Regions from separate parts of the Mus musculus genome. Here region 1 is linked to region 2. Evidence: chromatin loops called from intact Hi-C (ENCODE). Cell type or tissue: left cerebral cortex. All regions are shown on one strand. Region 1 overlaps Cdh23 (cadherin 23 (otocadherin)). Region 2 holds the start of Gm51803 (predicted gene, 51803).

Region 1 (8,000 bases), 270 kb before region 2:
AGTACAGACACAGCCAGAGGCTGAGTGGAGATGGGGCTAAGCTTACCATCCCAGCAGCTGAACACAGCCGTAAACACTGAGCACTGGAGAGATATTGCTCAGCTGGGGTGTGCCAGGCTGTCACTCCACAGTGAACCAGACAGACAGACTGCTGGTGGCGGCGGCTGCCAGGTCTCAGTGCTTTTGGCATTTCGACCAATCAAAACCCAACACAGGGACCTGGGGTGATGGCCTGGTGGGCAAAACAGTTGCCACCCAAACCCAGTGACCCAAGTTCAAATCCTCAGAACCCACATAAACACCAGAAGCAAAAGCACACAGCACCGGCACGTGATGCCAGACCCTTGGGGCAGGATGCAGGCAGAGGCAGACGAACCCCTAGAATCTCTTGGGCCAGATAAGTCTGGAGAACGGGGTGATGAACGGCAGGAGACTCTGACCCAAGCAAGGTGGAGCGCAAGGTTTGACAGCTGAGGTGGTCATATCTTACACATATACACAGCACAGCACACACATATACCTGCAAGATCTGACCACAGCAGTCTCAACTGGAGACTCTTACCAGCCCCATTTTCTAGGGAGTGGGAGGGAACACAGAGAGGGTCAGTAACCTGCCTAAGGCCACAGAGCTGATGACTGGTGTCACTGGAATTAGAACGCAGGTCCTTTGATGCCAGAGGCTGCCTATTTATCCACTAAGCTAACTTCTTCCTTATATGTAGGTAATTTAACAGATAAGCCCGGACTGTGGAATTTCTCAGGAGACAGTATGAGGTGGCAGAGGACAGTGAGCTACTCAGAGGTGGCATGTTAAGTTAGGATGGAGGGAGCAGGTGTGGTGGAGGTCAGGAAACAGAGTTCTTGTGGGGGATGCGTCAGTATTCAGTCAGGGAGAGGTGAGTGTGCAAGCAATGGAAAGGTCAGTGTGTGAGTGTGTGTGTGCGCATGTGCATGCATGCGCATATGTGTATATATGTGTTACTATATGTGCATGCATGTGAATGACATTGTAGGATAGATATATATGTAGATGTATTTTTGTTAACACATATGGGAGTTCATGTATGTGTAGGCATGTGGTAGGTGTGGGAAGGTAGGTCACGAGGCAGGCCAGTCCCAGCCAGCATTGCTTTCTTATTATTCCTTGGCTCTTCACTAACCACTCTCTGTTACAGCTGCCTTTCCTGTGCCTAACCACAGCCCTGCCTCACCTGGGCTGCAGGGAGACCCCAGGCCCCGGGGCCTTGTCAAAGGCATTACAATATGCTCACAGTGTTTCAGGGGTTATGAAACTTAAAGCATTTCTATGGTGATTCATCTTGAAATGACTTTTCTGTAACCAACTTAATTAATGAGTAAGCCACTTGGTTTCTTGGCACTTATCACATGCAACCTGGAGTTCTACCAAGTTCTGGAGCATTCTTACATCTAGAGAATCTAACCTAGAATTTGCCTTTCTGTGTAATTAAACATCTACAAACTCTACATTTCCCGATACCAAAGCTGCATATTACATTTGCCAGTTGCTTAATATAACACACTTTTAATTTTGATTTTGCTGTCTTCTTCCTGAGACACTCAGGACTGTAGCCCTGTGTCTGCCATGTTGCCTGAGGCCTACATAGCTGCTCAAGGTAACGATAGATGGGTCCTGTAGGCTATCAGTGTGTGTGTGTGCATGCATGTATGGGTGCATGTGTGTGTGTATGCATGTGCTTGTGTGTGTGCGCATGTATGTGTGTGTGCAGGATAGTTGTCCTTCTCTACCACGCTCTGACACATTTCCCTAAGACAGGGTTTTTGCTGAAGCGGGAGCTAGGCTGGTGGCCAGCAAGCTCCAGCAATCCCGTGCCTGCCAGTCATTGTGCTGGGGATATAGATACTTGGGTACAAAGCCCTGACCAGCTTTCTATGAGTACTGGGAATATGTGTTAATATATGTGTGTTTCAGGTGCATGGGATATAGGATAGATGTGAATGTAGATGTGTTTTTGTTAACACATATGTGAGCACCTGTATGCGCGTACGTGTGTGGTAGGAATGGGAAGGTAGGTTAGGGCCAGTCCCAACCAATATGAATATGAAGTGTTGTGAGCAGACACTCTCACCACTGAGCCATCTTTCCACCCTGACTCCGGCTTTTATGCTGGATAAGACGGGAGCCAGTGGTGAGTCTGGGGAGAGCATGACATGAGGCCCCTCTGGAGGCAGAGCCTCCACACAAAGTTCTAGCACAAAGCCCCTGGTGGCTGAAGGCTTCTGCAGTCTAGAGAGCACCCCTAGCCCCCTATAGAGGACCTCCATCACTTGGCTCTCAATTTCTCGTGAGAGGAATTTTCCAGAAACATAGTGACAGATGGGTGGTTCAGAGGTGGGCATTCCAGAGCCACTCTTGGGATCCCAAGTTGGGAACCTGGAGATTATTTTGAGCCTGCACCAGGGTGCCCACAAGGTGGCAGCAGAGAGTGCTGTGGGACCAGTGCCTTAGAGAACCCCTGTAAGAACCTCAGCTAGAGACTTCTAATTATAGCCCCCAGTTTTGAAAACCCATGCATTCTAGATCATCCGCCCTGTCTTGCTGCTTGGGATTCTCAGGAAGGGGACAGGATGAACTGCTGAGGACCACTCAGATCTTGAACACGTGGAAGCACTGGATAACCACACCCCCTTCCCTCTCAGTCCCTCCCTCCCTCCCTCCCTCCCTCCCTCCCTCCCTCCCTCCCTCCCTCACTCCCTCCCTCCCCCCTCCCCCTTCCTTCCTTCCTTCCTTCCTTCCTTCCTTCCTTCCTTCCTTCCTTCCTTCCTTCCCCTTCCTTCCTTCCTTCCTTCCTTCCTTCCCCTTCCTTCCTTCCTTCCTTCCTTCCTTCCTTCCTTCCTTCCTTCCTTCCTTCCTTCCTTCCTTCCTTCCCGGTTTCTACTCTCCCTATCTGGTCCAGATAGAGCCCATCTCTTTCAGGATCTCACGGCAGTGCTGCGTGAGAACCCTGAGGTTAGGTACCAGGTGTGGGTGGAGCAGGTTCTCAGAGCCTGATGCAAAGCCACTGAACCTGCCCCAATCTATAGGATTCTCCAGTTCTTCAGAGCCTAGGGCTCTGCCAGGTATCCCGCGAGTCTACAGAGGGACAAGGGCTGGGTCAGGTGGGCTCTAAATCCTTACTGAAAAGCCTGCAGACCTGAGTACAAGGCCCCACACTACCTCTCTCTGGTTCTGGGGCCTTGAGCTCTGAGTCCTGCTGTCGGGGGTGGGGGGAGGTATCCTGAGAAAGAGAGATTTCACGAGGCATTCCTGGGGAAGTGTAGGACGGACAGATCAGGCACTCAGTCAACAGGACTACTGAGAGCTGTCAGAGTTCGTGTCCAACACAGGAGTGTCCGGTGGCCGTTGGTTAGACATGTGGGGACTACCTTTCCCCGATAGGGCTAAATGGAGTTCAAAGGTTAGGGGAGGACAGGCATACAAATGTGAATCTGAGAATTGGGTAGAGCAAGTGGGCCACAGGCCTCTCCTGCTCTTGCAAGCCAGCTTCCAGCCTGGGGCCCAGCGTCTCTGGTGTGTTTCCTATCCCTGTTTTAAGTCATATCCTGGACATAGCAGGTGCACACAGGATGTGGGGCGAACACCAGGCATCCTCTGCCAGAGAATTCCTGGGGTAAGCCTCAACCCCATGCTGAGGTAGCCCTGGGAGGATGACGTGGGACAGAACTAGCCAGGCCAAGGACGGCAGTGCCTCAGTGGTAAAGGGCATGAACCAGCTTGGAATGAAACACCAAGTCTCTGGCAGGCCAGGGGAATCATGGGGGAATTCACCCACCATGGCAAGGTTGCCTGGCACTTGCTGTGCCTCTACTTACCGTGGTCACATCAGAGTCTGGAGGTGTCATCTCTACCAGGTTGATGTAGTAAGGAGCATCCTTCCAGGTAGGGTGGTTGTCATTGATGTCTAGGAGGGTGACATTCACCTGTGGACCACAAGGGGCGCTGTGGTCCGTGATGGCTGACAAGGGCAAAGGGCAGGGGCGGGGGGCATGCAGGGGTCTCAGTTCCAATCACTATGCCTGTCACCTTATTTCAAGGAGAGCCTAGGTTGTCAAGGGCAAGGTGGGGCTAGGTCCCAAGGAGGGAGTGTAGGTGCTGTCCTAGGAGGAGCCAGAGAACAGATATGGTATCTGAAATCCTCGTTGCAATCCAGACTTCTCTCAGCCACTTGGTCTTGGGAGAGGTAAAGATGACACACACCCCCAGTTGGGGACCTGAGAGGATCCTTTGAGCTTCCCAGTTCCTCTGGTGGCAAGAATGGGGCAGCTTTCCCAGGTGGGCAAGGACCATGGAGCAAGGTGAAGCAAGAGGCCTCCCGAGGGAGCCCAGGACAATGTGGGGAGGGGGACTGGATGTGGCTGAAGCACCAGGTCACCCCACTGTGGGTGTTTCTGTCTCAGGGCCCCTTTGTGCTCCTCACTGTCCCTGCTCTCCCTTCTGCCACCAGGCTCCCACTCTCCTCCCGAAGCTCCTTTGTGGTGAGGCGGCCTTGATGGGACCCTGGGCCTTCCCTTCTCAGAGGCAGGGAGACTCAGCACTATAGGTGTTTGTAGGTGGGGCAGTGGCCAGTCCCTCGGGAAGTGTGGCTTCTGCTTAGATGTTTTGGAGAGCATGAGAGGAGTTTGGGGTTCATGTCCTCTGCCGCTTGCTACTCTGCTGGGCCTTTGGAATAGCATGGAAGTATTATTCTATTGTGCTTTTCTGGGTGTCCTGTGTCCCAGAGGCAAGGCCTTCCTTTCCCCATGGCCACTGTCTGCAGATACCACCTTATAGTGTCTCACGCTGGTTCAGGACATGGTACCCAGAGGCCTGAGAAGGAGAACTGAAGGGGAGCAGGGAGGAGGGACCTGGACAGCAGGGAAGAGGGACCTGGTCATCAGGGAGGAGGGACCTGGTCATCAGGGAGGAGGGACCTGGTCATCAGGGAGGAGGGACCTGGTCATCAGGGAGGAGGGACCTGAAGAGTAGGGTGGAGGGACCTGGTCAGTAGGGAGGAGGGACCTGGTCATCAGGGAGGAGGGCCCTAGTCATCAGGGAGGAGGGACCTGGTCAGCATGGAGGAGGGACCTGGTCAGCAGGGAGGAGGGACCTGGTCATCAGGGAGGAGGGACCTGGTCAGCAGGGAGGAGGGACCTGGACAGTAGGGATGTACTCACTGTGGCAATGCCAGTTTTCTGGTTGTGGCCCACACCGCCATCCACAGCACGCACGATGAGTATGTATTCAGACTTGGTCTCTCGGTCCAGCAGAGACGTGGTGGTGATTTCTCCTATAGGACAGACAGGTGGATAAGTAAATGGGGGCATGCAGGGAGAAGGAAATAGACGTAGAGATATACTTGCAAGCCACAGTTGGCCAGTCATGCGACTATGGCCTCTGCAACTACTCTGGGCCCATCTGTGTGCCTGAAAGGGGAAAGCAGCTGCATTTCAGAGGGGGCCTAAGAGCTGGGTGACAGTACCCCACAACGAGGCAGGGGCTGGCAGAGTAGGAGGGCCACTTAGCACCAGACACACTCACAAACACCTCTGGCTTAGGTATGATGTAATTTTTCTGGCTTTACCAGCTCACTCTAGTTACTTCCGTCCCCTGTGCCTCAGTTTCCATACCTGCCCAAAGGGAACTGTGACAGGACAGTTTCACAGTAGGGCTATTGTGGGGGTCGTTTAGTTAATGTCATGGAAATCCTCAGAATAGGCCCAAGCTCTATCTAGGCTACAGACACTGGGAGTACAGTCGCCAGTGGCAGGCGGGCACAGCTCAGGCTGAAGTTCACACATGCTATAGCTTGTGGCTCAGGCCCCAACATGCAAGTCAACAGTGTGAGAGCTACAGTGTGTGATCCTACAGTGTGCAAGCCTACAGTGAGAGAGCTACAGTGTGTGATCCTACAGTGTGCTAGCTTACAGTGTGTGGACCTACAGTGAGAGAGCTACAGTGTGCGATCCTACAGTGTATAAGCTACAGTGTGCGATCCTACAGTGTCCTAACCTACAGTGTGTGGGCCTACAGTGTGAGAGCCTACAGAGTGTGGGCCTACAGTGTGCAAGCCTATAGAGTTCTGAATTAACAGTCATACTATACCCATCATTGGTATAATAATACCAGCAGAAATTTTCTTTCTTTCTTTCTTTCTTTCTTTCTTTCTTTCTTTCTTTCTTTCTTTCTTTCTTTCTTTCTTTCTTTCTTTCTTTCTTTCTTTCTCTCTTTCTCTCTCTCTCTCTCTCTCTCTCTCTCTCTCTCTCTCTCTCTCTCTCTCTCTCTCTCTCCCTCCCTCCCTCCCTTTCCTTCCTTCCTTCCTTCCTTCCTTCCTTCCTTCCTTCCTTCCTTCTCCCTCCCTCTCTCTCTTTCTCTCTTTCTTTTTAGTGTGCAAACAAGATACATTTAAAATAAACCACAATTTCTGTCAGCTGTGTTCTGCTCTCCTTTGTTCTTCTGTGTCACTGGAACATCAGGTAGCCCTTTTATTGCTTCTTGGTGCGTATGTACATGTGTATGTTGTCATGTGTATGACAACTTTGAGTGTTGCATCTCACTGGGACACAGGACTAACTGCTTAGACTAGGCAGGGTGGCTGGTGATTCCCAGGAATCCGTGTGTCTGTCTCCCCAGCACTGGAGGACAAGCACGTGCCACTATGCCTGACAGTTTTATACAAGTTCTGAGAATTGAACTCAGGCCCTCAGGCTGCATGACAAGCTCTTTTCCAACGGAGCCATCCATCTCCCAGACCACTTGGTAGTCTTGTACCTGCAAGTGTTTGACAGACAGCTCCCCAAAGAGAACAAAAGTCGGTTGTTGATTTCCGTGGTATAAAGACTCCCACCAGGACCAAATCAAGTCACTGATGCCAGGGCTTTGACCATGGTGCTCCCAGAGCAGCCGTGGCCAGCAGAGCTGGGCACATCGCTATGGCCAGGACAAACCCCTGCCCATGGTGGTACCAGGGAGGGCTTCTACTTGGAGAACAAAGACCCGGATGTGAATTCTGTCTGTAACATCCTTCCTGGAATGCATGTCCCCAGGAGGAGGCTGAAGCTCTTTGAGCTTTGGTTTTCTCAGGGTCAGAAGGGAGGGGCCCAGAACGCCTTCTGCCTTCCCTTTGGAGCTGTTACAAAGGTAAAGGGTGGGGCTAGGGGATGGCCCCATTAGTAAAGGACCTGCTCTGCAAGCGTGACGACACAAATTCAATCCCAGGACCCGTGTTAAAGCCTGGCAAGGCAGCATGTACTTGGGACCCCAAAGCTGTGGGGAAGGTGGAAACAGGAGGATTCCTGGAGCTCATTGGTTAGGGTGGCTGAATCAGTGAGCTCCATGTCCCCCAGGTTCAGTGAGGAACTCTGCTCAAAAACTAATATGGACAGTGGTTGAGGACTCCTAACAGCCTCCTGTCTTCATGTACTGAAACACGCATACACACACACACACACACACACATGCACATACATACACACATGTGCACACACATGCATACATGCACACACATACATACACACACTGTACATGTATGCATGCACACACACACACATACACACAGGTATACACACATGCACACATGCATGCACACACATACACTGCACATGCTGCACATACTCATATGCACATGTACATACACATGCACACACATATACACACACACATGCATACATACACACCTGCATGCACACATATATACACACACATGCACACAAGTACACATAGGCGCACACACATGCACACATGCATACACACACATACATACTGTATATGCCTGCATACACACTTATATGCACATGTACACACATACATACACACATACGTGCACACACGTGCATAACATATGTACACACACATGCACATGCGTGCACACACAATGAAGAAACTATAGGTGAAACTCTCACCTCTCAGAAACAGATTCTTTTCTTCCAGTAGATTGAAAGAGTTTCCCAAGGCAGGCAAGGGCTTATGTGGTAGCCATTTTACT
Region 2 (8,000 bases):
CACACCAAGCCAGGAAGACTTCCGGACTAGGAGGCACCTGCAGCGTCAGAATCACCCACCTGACCTGTGGAAGCATGGCCTCATCCACCAGGGGCCAAATACTCCCATCCTGAATTATCCCATCCCTTGGGGAGGTCCACCTTGACCTTGCTCAGCTACTAAAGGACAAATAGGACCTAGCACCAAGAGGAACCAGATTGCAAGGGTTTTAAAAAAAAAGTGCTTCAAGCCCCTATAACTGAATAAGAAATAAACCAGTTCAAAGGCAGCTGAGTTCATTTATAAAACTGCCTTTATATGGGAGAACATGGGGTCTCTTCAACCCAACAGCCCAAGAATATTGTGAGACCATTACGCTAGACTGGCTGGAATCAGCTGGATTTGAGATGGAATGGGAACCACCAACACCAGCATCAGCACCAGCATCACCGGGAATCATCCTGCCCTATAAGACCTATGACTCTGCCAGTTGGTGACCACCAAGCCACCCTACCAAATGGCAGAGTTGCACTCATCCTGGCAAAGACCTGTGACACCATTGCCCCGGCCAGGCCTTTGACCTCAGCTTCAGCCAGCTTTGGGGGCACAGGCTCGAAAGCACAGGCTGCCATGCTCACCCCCAGCCTCCCAGCTTAGTGCTAGAGACCTCTCCTAGGGCGGTAGAAGTGGTAGGTCAAAGGCTGCTGGAGGCAGAGCCTCGTCTGCATCCTTCCCTCCCTATGCGTCCCACAGTGGGCTCTTAAGCAGCCCCTTCTCTGTGGCCACTCACTGAGAAGCATCTCCAGTGGGCCAGCTGAGATTGGAGACGGTCGCCCAGGTTCTTTTGCCTAAGGACAGCGCCCACCCATCCCAGAATCTTGGAGGTGGGGCCTGTGCATCCAGTTTCCAGAAAACTGCCCACCTCCTCCTGGCCGCAGCAAACAGAGCAATATATTACGCTGCACAGAAAGACAGACTGCCCTCTATATCTGTTCAAAGCTGGCCAAATGCAGACACTCTTGTGACATCCAAAGGTACAGCCCCAGGGGCTGCCCAACCCTAACATCGGTATCCAGGGCAGAGCTTCATCCACATTTTATTCCAATGTCCTGGAAGGTTCTGTGTACCACAGCACAAACTTAGCAGCCTGCCAAGTGCTGGAGAATCTTAGAGGATACAAGGCCTTGATCTGTTGGAGGTTGGGCTGGGGTGCAGAGGATCTGCATTTCGAACAGGGTCCCCCCACCCCCAGTACAGGTTCTACACCACAGGCCACCCTTGGGTTCCAAGATTCTCCTAGGCCTTCACCTCCTAGGTGAGGCGTTTTGAATCTACATACACTTTGGCAAAGTAGCCTTTGTAATAGTGAATTGGAAGAAATGAAGCGCATCTGATGGCATGACAGGCAAGGTGGCTTGTGGGGAAGGGGTGCTAACAGAGAGAGAACCCCAACTCTCTGTGGCCATAACCTCCCTGCAGGCCATCTATTGAGCAGCTGTGACGGGCCCAATTGACAGAGCTGGGGAAGGCAGAGACAGACGTGACTATGGGGGTGCAGCCAGGGCCAGGGTACCACCCTCAAATGCTTGCCTCCAGCACCTGGGTAAAAGCTCTGTTCACACTAGTGGCTTAGTAGTGCCTTTGCAGACACCGCGTGCTCTATCTCTCTGTGTGACAGGCAGGCCTCTTCTATTCCCACGGCCAAGGTGTCCCTTGCCCACCCCTCCTTGGCAGTGACATCTGGTCCTACCACCCCCATAGGTGCTGGCCGCATTGCGCCTACCCCTGCACCAGGAGCCAAGCGTTCGTTTCTCCCAGCAGCTTCTGCCACCGTGGGCTGACTCATCACCACCTCGCACCTGGCCCCAACCGTGTGCCACAAGCCCACCCCCACTCCCAGCGTGATTCTTCTCCGGGCAAGAATCTGGCTCGTGCAGTCCCCGCAAATAATCCTCTTGTCCCTTCAGGTTATTTCAAAAAACCCAGATTGGGGCAGCAGGCGTTTGCTAAGGGGCTGCATGGCGGGGGGCGGATAAGGGCCAAGGTCTGTTCTGGATGAGAGGACCAAGTGTGCAGAATGGGCGTGTCCGCTTTCTGGGACGCGTGGGCGTGTTACTACTCCTGCAAGGCTAATTTCTAACCAAGGTGTGACCACGCCAGGGCCGGAGAGGTGGGGGGCGGGAGGCGGCCCAGGGTCGCAGTGGCCAAGGGCACAGGATCTCCACTTGCCTCTCGCGGAGGTACTGGTTCTCTGTTCTCGCTCTGGGCAAGAAGGAATGAATGCCGGGCGGATGCCTCGCCACCACCCTAGAATGCGCGGGATCTGCACGAAACCCAGCCTGACCTGCGAGGACAACAGGGGCAGTGTTCCCAGGGCTGGCTGTGGAGATGAGTAGACATTACCCAAGGCCGGCCAGCCCCGGGGCGCGGAAAGCGAAGCTCGAGAGGCATGCGGCTCCCATCGCTGCTAGGGACGCTTCTACCCAGAGCTACCACTACTGGAAAGGTGGCCAGAAGTCCCCTGGGGTCTCCCGTGGGCCTAGGAAGGTGAGCAGGGATGAGAACTACGTGACTTCAGTTCTTCCAGCGCCGCTGCCCACCCCTGCGGTGGAGGTGCCACACCCCACCTCCCCTCTCCAAAAAGGGCCCTTGAGCTCAAAAGGGACAGGATGGTTCCCAACACCTCTCTCAACCTAGCTAGACCCAGACCCTCTGAGCTGCACGAAGAGCGAAGCCCGCGAATGTCGCGGTCCCGAAACGGGGCTCCGGGTGGTGCGCGTCTCACCAAGGCCAACACATAGGGAACTGGAGTTCCCGGGAATCAAAGTTGCCGCGCGTCCAGCCGCGGGCTGGAACGGGACGCGGGATAGAGGGGAGACCCGGGCGCTCGCCGCGTTCCGGGAACAAGTGGCTTTGCCGGCTGAGGTCGCGGCCCCAGGGCTCTAACTTTGGCGGCACGCAGCGGGCGCTAGGCTTGGGAGAAGGCAAGGGGATGGGGAGAGAAAGGCGGCGAGGGACTCTCGGTACCGTGTGCGCAGGTGGAGCAGCGTTGCGCCGCGCCTCGGGATCTGCTCGCCACCGGCTCTGCCCCCACGGGCCACCTGCTCCAGTCTTGGCCACCGCCGCTTCTCGCTGCCGGCGCGAAGGTCTCTCTGGGATCCACTCCGGCCGCCCGATCCCTGCTCACTGCTCGCTGGCTGCAACTTCAGACGCGCCGCGAGATCAGAAGAGGCTTGCCCTACACGGAGCACACGGGGACTCAGGACTAGTGTGCTCCATCCCCGGGGCCCGCTCTTTGCTGCGCAGCTCAGCGCTCGGCTGCTGTGGGACGTGTTCCCGGGCCATGCATCGTGTCTTGCTTCGAGCCGCAGCCGCCGCTCAAGTCCGCGATCAACTTTCCCTCGCTCCTCCGCCCCGCGCGGCCCCGCGCCAGTCCCCGCCTCCTGACGCGCCGCGCTCCCCTCGCAGCGCCCGAGCTCCGCCCGCCCGCGCCCGCGCGTCTCACCCAGAGCCCCGGACCCCGTTCCCCGTCGCCAGTCCGATAGTGACCCTGACCCCAGCAGGGAGCCCAGATGGGAAGGTGCCTGCACTGGCCGCGGATGCCATGACATTGGCTGCTATGGCAGCCAGTGGAATCCCTCAAGGGGCAGGAGGGAGACAGGGGGGAAAAAAACGAGCCTTGGGAGCGTGCCCGAGCTGTTCCTGCGTGTTCGTGATCTCGCAAAGGTCCGGGATCCAACCGCAGCCTCCCGCTTGCTCCGAGCCGAGGCCTGAGGCTGCAACGCTCTCGGGAAGCAGGAAGGCGCACCGCCTAGGTGAGGCCGCGCCATCTGTTGGCTTTAAGCGCCCCCTTTCTGCTCCCGGAGTCGCTGAAAGGTTCCTCCGGTCGCTACTGGCCACCGCTGCCATTCTTCGCCTTCACCTGCCTCAAGTCTGTGGGCCCACCTGTGCCCCTCCGACTCTGCAACCCAGGCTGCCTCTGATACTAGAAACTAGTGGCCCTGAGTCAAAGACACCCTGGAGATCCCTCGGTACCTAGACCCATGGGATATCCCTCGGTAGCAACTGAAGGAAGATTCCTCCACCTTCTTGCCAGCCTAGCAGACAGCCTTCGAGCTGTTGGACAACGAGATTAACAAGGAACACCGGGCGACTTTACTTCCCTAGCTAAATGGACTGGTCCCACTACTGGCCAGCTTATTGACACTGCTTGCCTGGAGCCAGGGTCTAGGCCTCAACTCATTTCACCTTCAGCACAGCTTTCTGCTGGGTCCTGAGGTTAACCCAGGTTTTCTGGCAGAGAGGCTGCTTCAGGGAGGTCGGTGACTTGCCAGGGATGGAGACAGGAATTGTACCAGAGTAACTGTGAATCTAGAGCTCCAGTCTTTTAACATTCATTCGTTCGTTCATTTGTTCGTTCATTCCTATTGGCTACCATGTGTTGGCTCCTGAAATAGTCTGAGTATGGCTCTCCGCCTCAGGGAAACCCTCTAAAGAGGAACCAGTTCAGGGAAGCATATAAACAAGTAACAATATAGCCAGAATCGCGACACCTCCATGACTCTCTCAAAGACTCAAGGAGAAAGTCCCAGGAAGCAGCCCTGGGTGCTTGCTAGATAAGCCTGCAGGGTTGCAGGAACACAGAGGTGAGGCAAAGAAGAGTCAGTCAATGGCACCTGGGAAAGAGAAGAGAGCCGGACAAACATGGCAAGGTAAAAGGCAGAAGGAAGGTTAGATAGGAGAGACAGCGTGTGCTAGTTTCTGTGGTGAGAAAGAGCTGATGTATATATAAAGGTCAGTGAGGGACCACACATGGTGAGGGTAGAGGGTGTTTGGTGGGCATGCTAGCCTTCATCTGAGGTCTCATTCTGAGGTGCTGCAGATCGAGCCCTTGGACATGCTAGGCATGTGATCTGCAGCTGAGCTGCATCCCCAGGCAGGGGTTAGTCTTTATCCTAAGAGTAATAATACTTCAAACAGATCCCTGGGGACAGGGGTGGGGGTGGGAAGGCAGGATCTGATCTAGCTGGGAAAAGGGACCCTGGGCTGGGCAACAGGGACAGAACTGCTTCACTGATAATGTTTCCCCGGGCTGCTCCTCTTTCAGATGACCAGCCAGTGTTCTGTTCCCAGCATCCACCACCCACATCCGACACTGGATGCCATCCTGCGACATCCAGTTCCAGGAGACCCAATGCCCTCCTCTGACATCCGCAGGTACCAGGGTACATGTGCACAAACCCTCATCATCATGAATAACAATAACTGTCAAATGCTGTAAAGCCATGTGCTCCTGGACAAGGATCAAATGGCTGCTAACCAGCCCAATCTGTCCCGTCACCTTATTTTTGTAAATAAAGTTTTATTAACACTAACATCCAAGGACAATGCAGACAAGCCTCTGTATTTTGGGGTTTCCTTTATGCTATGTGCTGCATGGCTGGCAAATCCAAACCCCTGACTCTCCAAATCCTCAGGGGGAGGGGGGAGCAAAGGTACCTCAGTGACTGGAGATGCTCAAGTGTCTGAGAAAAACCGCATGCATGTGCACACCAATGTATGCACACTCACTCATATCTCAAGGCTGCCAGAGGCCATTGACAGAGGTGTCCTCAAGCTCAAGTGGAGGAAGGGGGGCGTGGTCAACAATGACGGGTGCTGGCTTCTGAGGGGGCTTTCAAGAGGCAGCCTCTATGAAGAAGAGAGCAGGAGAACCCCATACCCACCCCCTCACAATGTGCTACAGAGGGCACAAGGGTCAGTGACCTGACAGAGTTGAGCCAGGCAGGCCACTGGGCAGCTAAACTGAGACAGTGCTCTTGGGTATCCTGGCGTCTCAGCTTTAGATAAGTCAGGAGTCAGGGGACCTGGGCTCCAATGTCTGTTCAGTTGGATGCTTTGTGGTGGGACAATGGACCTCAAAGACCTCATGTTCTTCATAAAATGAACGTATTCTCCAGGTCTCCACCACTAAAGCTTTCTGGTTAGTTGCCAACCTATTTGTGGTACTGGGGATTGAACCTAAGACCCTGCATGTGCTCGGTGGGTGCTCTGTCACTGAGCTATACCCCAAGCCCTTTGTGGCATCCTTTTCAACTGTGACTTCCCATTCTGTCTTGGGCCAATTTACATGGGAATGAAACATGACAGAGCTCCAGGAAACCACCGCCTTCTCAGAAGTTTGGCACCTTGCTTCTGCTCATAGGGCCTCTTCAGCACCTACCTTGATTGCCCAAGCAGCCCTCATATGCTCACCCTATGCCAGGAAAGTCAGGGCGTGGTCAGCCTGCAGTTTCGAGTGTGTAACAGACTCAAAGCATCTGTCCCACAATGGACGATCTGGGGATTCAAAGGGTTAAGGAGGTGCCCCTGAGCTCGATGGTAGTAAGAAGCGCTATAAACCTCCAGCCAGAGGTAAAAGAGAAAAGCTGAGTCTAGCTAGATGTGGTGACACCTACAATCCTAGCACTTGGGATGCTGAAGCAGGAGGATTATGGATTGAGTACAGCCTGCAGAGATGGCAGGAACATTGTATGTGAAGCCTGGAGGTGAGCATGTGGGCTGTCCCTGGGGGGAAACAGGACAGCTGTTCGCCCTGGAGTACGGCAGCATCTCGAAGTTCCGTAGATGACGAAACCAGAAGCAGCACCAGGTGTTTGTGGGAGCTGGGGAGAGGTACTAAGCACAAGTACCCTACTCAGTGTGATTAAAATATCTTCTAGTGATTATGACAAATGTGGCCCCAGTGACCTGGTCACTTTGTTTTCAAAACTCAGGTGGAGAAAAGCAAAGGCAAAAGGTTTGTGGCCAGCTGCCTCACACACGGACATCTTGCCCAAACATCCTGTAGCTATCTCTCCTACCAGCAGCAGCTTCCAGCCAGACTCTGGGCTGGAGAAGGGAAGATGAAATGTGCCCAGTTCCGGGTGGCTCTGGCTGGCTTCCTGGAGAAAGGGACATATCCCAACTAGACATGTTTTCTTCTTATCAGAGATAAAAAATAAGGCCCCTACATCCTACCTCCATGAACTACCACGGAGCTCCATCCCTGGCCTGTTGAGGTGTGTTTGCCTCTTGGACACACCAAGAGCTCAGTTGGCTCGCTCACACTTCTTCCTTAGGCATGACAGCATGACCTAAGGAAGGGAAGTAGGTGTGGGAAGGCAGAGAGAAATGAGTGGGAATGGGACCAAAGTGGGGAGGGCGGGAGGGGGAGGAGGAAATGAGACTGGAGAGGTGGAGCTGGGGGCGTGGCTGGAAGGGAGGAGGAGGAAATGAGACTGCAGGGGTGGAGCTAGGGGCGGGGCTGGAAGAAAAGAGGGATGCAGTGAGATTGAGGAGAGGGAAGGAAAGGGAGGGTGGAGAAGAAGGGAGGGGGCAGCAGGATAAGAAACACTGGAAGGAGGAAGTGAAGAAAGGAGGAAATGAAAAAAGGAGGGCCGAGATCTGTTGTTGCAAACGTCTAGTTCATTGGGTCTGGATAGGCTGGACCTTGGCATGGTGGCCTTCAAAGACCTTTCCCACTACACAGCTGTCTCTGGAGGAGAGGGACAAACTAGAGGAGGCAACTCCTGCTGGCTACCACAGTGGGCCTGGGATTTAGCCATCTTTCCTGAGCCTCAGTAAACAGGCACAGGAGCCCCGAGTCCCTCTGACCACCACCCTAGACTGTCATTCAGGTAAAAAGCAAAAGTCTACACGAGAGCACTCCATAAATACGACGCGCAACAGCCTCTCCTCGGCTTGGGGCCGCCGCCATTATTGTGAGCACCCGCAGCCAACCCTCCTCTGTCGCTACTGCCTTTGCCCCCTCACCACAGACACTGACGCCCACCTCACTGTCATCCTTCCGCTGGCAAGGCCCCATTTGCTACTTCCTGTTGGGTCCCTAGACTGCGTCCCTCTCCCGGAGGGCCCCTGCCACCATAAAACTGACACGTGTGTGCCTGTACTAGCTTTGTGGGCCCACAGAGCCGGGCGCAGCTGTAGCAACTCAGCTCTCAAAGAAGCAGGTTTGGGAG

The links. Hi-C counts contacts between places; a loop is a spot of excess contacts. Peaks named below come from ENCODE experiments on the same cell type or tissue, not always from the same donor. Only the 100,000 strongest peaks of a DNase experiment are listed, where the experiment ranks them.
Region 1: it touches region 2 in a loop (4-fold over the local background); 25 of 42 quality-filtered maps call a loop at or near these places.

What each region holds. Positions count from the first base shown.
Region 1 is chr10:60,415,853-60,423,852 of GRCm38, forward strand. It overlaps Cdh23 (cadherin 23 (otocadherin)), which reads right to left. Exons shown (of 71, transcript NM_023370.3): 22 at 5,194-5,306; 23 at 3,853-3,960. It also overlaps a transcript of Vsir not described here. Among named protein-coding and RNA genes, the nearest start is that of Gm17455, 20 kb to the left of the region's middle. In left cerebral cortex, CTCF peaks have their summits at 2,452 (motif pointing right) and 3,968; DNase peaks (open chromatin) are centred at 1,321 and 2,457.
Region 2 is chr10:60,683,887-60,691,886 of GRCm38, forward strand. Cdh23 (cadherin 23 (otocadherin)) reads right to left here. Exons shown (of 71, transcript NM_023370.3): 2 at 3,007-3,217. It overlaps Gm51803 (predicted gene, 51803), which reads left to right and starts at 3,271. Exons shown (of 2, transcript NR_165484.1): 1 at 3,271-4,691; 2 at 5,087-5,356. In left cerebral cortex, a CTCF peak has its summit at 3,819 (motif pointing left); DNase peaks (open chromatin) are centred at 1,756, 2,155, 3,444, 3,779 and 1 more place; H3K4me3 peaks cover 1,535 bases.